2 separate regions of the Mus musculus genome follow, and region 1 is linked to region 2. The links are chromatin loops, found by intact Hi-C in ENCODE. Cell type or tissue: heart. All regions are shown on one strand.

Region 1 (2,500 bases), 200 kb before region 2:
TGCCTCTGCCTCTGCCTCTGCCTCTGCCCCTGCCCCTGCCCCTGCCCCTGCCCCTGCCCCTGCCCCTGCCCCTGCCCCTGCCCCTGCCCCTGCCCCTGCCCCTGCCCCTGCCCCTGCCCCTGCTCCTGCCTCCACCCTTGTCCCTGCCTCTGTGTTTGTCTCTCTCCGTCTCTCTCCCCTCCACCTCTTAGCTACACTAGCCTCAAATTCAGTGTGTATCTAGGGATGAAACTGAACCTCTGATTCTCCTGTTTTCATATCTCAATGGCTGTAATTGCCAGTATATATTACCAAATCTGTTTCTTCTTGGTCTATTAGGTTTCAGGACTCAGAACATGGCAGACTTCCAGAGAGGGCCAGCAGGGTTTGTGAGCTGGACTGACCCACGCTGATCCTTGGGAGTCTTGAACAGACTTCCAAGGGACTCACTCTCCTTAGCCCTGGAGTCTTGACCTTTCCCTGGGTCAGCTGACTGTAGGAGTCTTTAACTTGACCAGCTGCTCGTTTGGCAGCATCTGGGAGATTGAGTATGTAGCTGGGATTTGTCTGTGTGCTAATGACAAAAGACACAGCAGAGTTGCCCAGTGATGGGAGACAGGAGACATTATACACAGCAAGCTACTGTGTGTACTGCACCCCACAAGCTTGACTGGGGTTCACGACAGCTGTGTTGTTAGGAACTGAGTTGTAGTTCATCCTTGTACCTTTTCAAGGACAAAGGATACATCTGTCACTTAGAAGACTGAGATGCCTGTAGCTAAAAGCCAGGGAGGCCTGTGTCAAACCTCAACTTCTACTTCTCCAGATGATGTTTAAGTTGCTTAACTTAAGGGGGCCCTGACTTCCTTATCTGTATATAAAATCAATTTTGTGTGAAAGAATGTATACAAAGCACCTGGAGCATAACAGGTGCTCAGGAAATTGTAGCTTTCATTCTCAACACTACCGCCATTGCGATGGACAATTATTAAGTGCCTCCTGTATGCCCATCCTGTTACTTAGCCTTGGCACAACACATAAAGGAGAAGCTGTTGGAAAATTCTGTTTTAGGTTAGTGTTTCATGGAGTGCACGTAATTAATTAGATGCACATAAATAACCTGAGTTCAAATGCCAATTTCAGCCAATACTGTGAGACAAGACTAGCAAGTCATCCAAGAAGGCCACCCAGAAGTAAAAGCTTAAGGATAGACTTGATAATTTGATTTTCCATCTTGGGACAGACAGTATACAGAAAGGGGGTGGAGGTGCATTCCTGGCTTCTTTCAGACCCAGCCAACACTGCAAATAGACAGACTCCAGAACTCCGCCTGTTGTTGGATTGTTGGGCAGCAGGCTCATGGCTGGGTCAGCCTTGAGACTGCAATTTCCAAACGGACCACTGGAGGGAGACAGAGTTTGAAAAATAGAGAAGGTACTAGAAAAAGGGAACTCCATCTCTGAGTCCCTCACCTGTCAAAACCCCTCTTTTCCCACCTTTGAGACCCACTCCTTCCTTCTCTTGTCTTTGGAACCCTAATCCCTCAGGAACTCCCCTTTCGGGGTTTCGAATCTTCCTACCTTCACACCGGCCTGCCCAGGACAAATTCCTGGAAGAAAGTTCACATGCCCTTGCCATGAGGCAGAGATTGTTCCATGCTTAGCTTTGTGTCCTGAATAAGGGCTGCGAAAGACAAGCCAGGCCTGGGAAGTGAAAATGTTCTGTGGGGGAAGATGCTAGGTGGCTTGTTAATAAAGAGCAGTCAGCATTTGAGCCTGACCTCCTTAGGCAGTTTTGGGGAGGTAGAGGCCTGGCTTAAGTGGAAGAGATTAAAGGTCTAGGATGTCACTGGGGTCTTATGGGAAGTAGATGGAGGTAGGACTGTGGCATAAAGCCCACCTAAGCTAAGTTCTTAGCAGGGAGAGGAGGTTTCAGTACCAGCCATGTTGTCTGAATTGACTCAAGGATAGGAGGGGACAGACAGTGGGCCAGAGTACTATTATCTGCCAGGAGTTCTCTGGAAAGATAGATTCAGACCTTTATCTGTCCAAAGATGTCCCCTGCATCTCGTGACCTGTCTCCCACAGGGCTAAGGTTATCAGTGAAGAAAACATAGACTCTGACCCTTTAGCCTGTTTACGGGAGTGTGAGGCAGGAAATCAGTACATAGGCTTATGAGGGCTTAGATCTTCCAGACAGCCGCATCTCCTCGGAATGTTCCATTGCTCAATCCGGGTTGTTCCTCCACAGCAACTTTACTCTGTAAACACAGAGCCTGGTGCGTCCGGGGTTTTCTCCGATGTTTTTCTCCGGTCTGGGCAAAGGTGCTGTTTCTCCAGGCATCAGTGCCCTCCCCCATCTAAGATAGGGAACCAGGCTGGGGTCAGTGATAAGTGGGGACAGCTGCTGTTCCCTTCGCCTGAATTCCTGAGCCCTAGACAGTGATGAATAACCTCGCCCCTCCTTGTACATTCTCCAGGTAACCAGAGTGAGGGAGCGACAGGTGGCCTGGGCCAGACTG
Region 2 (2,500 bases):
GGTGCTCTAGGTCACTAGGCAGACACAAGTTGAGCCAAGGGAATTTCAGTGGCAGCATCAACAAGTTGGGTTCTTCCCAGGGATTCTGAGCCTTAGAAAGTCTTCCAGAACCTGGGAACCCCATTCCATACTTTACCTAAGCTTCTAGCCAAATATTTCTGGGCTTACAAAGTCCTCTGAAGGTCATCTTAACCACCACTGCCACCTCCACCCCAGCCTCCAGGCTTGAGGACTTTCCCACGTGAGTGCCTGGGCTCCAGCGCCTTCTTGCTCCCGTGTTTGTTGCCCACCACAGAAGGAAGGGCGTTTCACAATGAGTGAGACAGCATGGCCTCTGGGGTCCAGGGCCCCTCTCCTGGCAAGGATTACTTGAGGCGCAGGCCTTTCAGGCTCTCTGGACTGGCCCTGCCTTTCTGGCAGCAAGCCTGCATCTCCATTTCTAAGAGAAGCCTTGCTGGCTGGCCTCAGGAGCAATCTGAGTCCTTGCCCAGGGCCTCTGAGAGCAGCGGAGTAAAGCACTCCCAATCAGCCTTTGGCCGCCTCGCTTCCTGCAGGTGGGAAAATCATCCTATTTATCCCCAAATGGATTTGTCTACTCAAACAACAAACAGACGCAGAGACACACATGGAGTCATGGACATATGTGGAAAAGACAAGCTGGAGATAGATACACATGCGGTCGCTCTCTTTCCCCTTCCCTTTCTGCCTTTCTCCATCCCCATGACTGTCTCCCTGTCTCTGTCCTCTCTCTCTCTCTCTCTCTCTCTCTCTCTCTCTCTCCACCACCCCCTCCCTTTTTCGGCTCATTCTCTTACCCTTTCCCAAGGCCCCCTCTTGCTTCCATTACAGCATTTATCAAAGTGGCCTGACCTCATGTTGTAAAAATATACAGCATGGAACAAAATCCACCTTAAACTCTCTTCTAAATATATTAAAATAATAGGAATTCTCATCTGCCTGATTGAATTTGCTGCTCAATATTAGAAGCATGCCAGGCCCTTCTGGATCCAGTCTAGAGCTGGGAGGGGCTGGGATTCCCTGCCTGACTCCTCTCTCGGAGCCAACACTGCCGCTTCCTTGATGGGCGGGGCCGGGGGAGGGAGTGGGAGCTGCGCTCCAGCCAAAAGACCTTGGGCAGCCACCTCCACCAGCAGCCAGCACAGCCCACTGAGCAAGTGCAGACAAGCTCCAGGCTCCTCTGGCCTGCAGCTGGGAGCCTCTGCCCTGGTCCTAGGGCCAGCAGAACTCACAACGGCCCTGTGCCTATTCCTAGGCGCTCTCTCCACACTCACTGTTCTGTCCCCAGGGATGAGAAGAAGCTGGTCTCTGTGGACTTGAGATTTGCAGTCAAAGTTTGAGGAAACCTTCGACAAATTTACTCCTTTGTTCATTCGTTCATTTAACCTGTATTATTAAACACCTTACTATGAGCCAGCACTAACCTAAGGACAGGGAATACAGAAAAAAGAAAGAAAAAAAAACCCTTCAAAACCTGCCTTCATGCAGTTGTTATTGTAGTGGAATAAGCAAAGCCCACTGCCAGCCAGCGACAGAAGGTGAGCACGGCCCTACGTCCTCTTTGCCCTCTAAACTTTCCACTCCTTATGAACAGCAATGGGGAGTCTTTACTCTACCATAGACTCTGCTTTTCAGAACTACCACCAAGGCCTTGAGCACGACTTGCTCAGGACACACATATAAAGCTACTGGCTCACTGGGGGCCATGGTATGTGAGCAGAGCAGGGCGGGGTGTCTACTGGGAGATTTCTACTCATTTAGGACCACAACTTGGAGGCTGGCTTTGTGAGCAGCAAGTTGTTTCCCAGTAGACATCATGTAGTATCAAAGGGCACTGGCTCGGTTAATAGCGGCCCCTGAGGTTACAAAAGGGAACCATTACTGGTTATAAGTGGGACAAGCCGGAGATGGTGGTACACTTCTAACGTCACCGTTTAGGACTAGAGAGTCCCTTCCTCAAAACAAACAACAAAACTTGCCATTGTGGTAAATGACTATCATTGCCCATTTTACAGATAAGGGAAACAAGGCACAGTCAGATTAGCTAATTGTCCCATCCTTCACTGAAGTCTGGCTGCAGTCAGTTGTCAGCCACAAAGCTGTTCTACCTCCGGATGGACTTCCCTGTTAGAGTTTTCTTAACTGCTTGCCTGGGCCCACAGCACTCGGCTGAGAGTACCAACTCAGCCTACTGCTCCTAAAATACTTCTCATCATTGTTCTAGAACTTACCTGGAATAGGTAAGAATAGTTAGTTGAAGAACAGAATAGTAGAATAGTTAGTTGCTCCTGGACTCTCTGGGTCTCTGGCCATACATATAACTGTAACTTTATTTTTTCAAAATCTATTTTTAATGATGGTTCTTAAACACTTTAACCTCCTTTATAGCCCACCACCCACCAGATGTCGTAGAAAAGAAAGGATACAGGGGAAGTGGACCTGTTTAGAAAGGTCCTTTGGTACAAGTCCTGTCTGTGTTGTC

Evidence for each region. Hi-C counts contacts between places; a loop is a spot of excess contacts. Peaks named below come from ENCODE experiments on the same cell type or tissue, not always from the same donor. Only the 100,000 strongest peaks of a DNase experiment are listed, where the experiment ranks them.
Region 1: it touches region 2 in a loop (3-fold over the local background); 3 of 42 quality-filtered maps call a loop at or near these places.

What each region holds. Positions count from the first base shown.
Region 1 is chrX:99,128,917-99,131,416 of GRCm38, forward strand. No RefSeq gene overlaps it. Among named protein-coding and RNA genes, the nearest start is that of Efnb1, 5.9 kb to the right of the region's middle. In heart, a CTCF peak has its summit at 1,374; no DNase peak of the experiment used is centred here; H3K27me3 peaks cover 848 bases.
Region 2 is chrX:99,325,256-99,327,755 of GRCm38, forward strand. No RefSeq gene overlaps it. Among named protein-coding and RNA genes, the nearest start is that of Gm30704, 8.2 kb to the right of the region's middle. In heart, no CTCF peak of the experiment used is centred here; DNase peaks (open chromatin) are centred at 436 and 1,106; H3K27ac peaks cover 1,794 bases; H3K27me3 peaks cover 302 bases.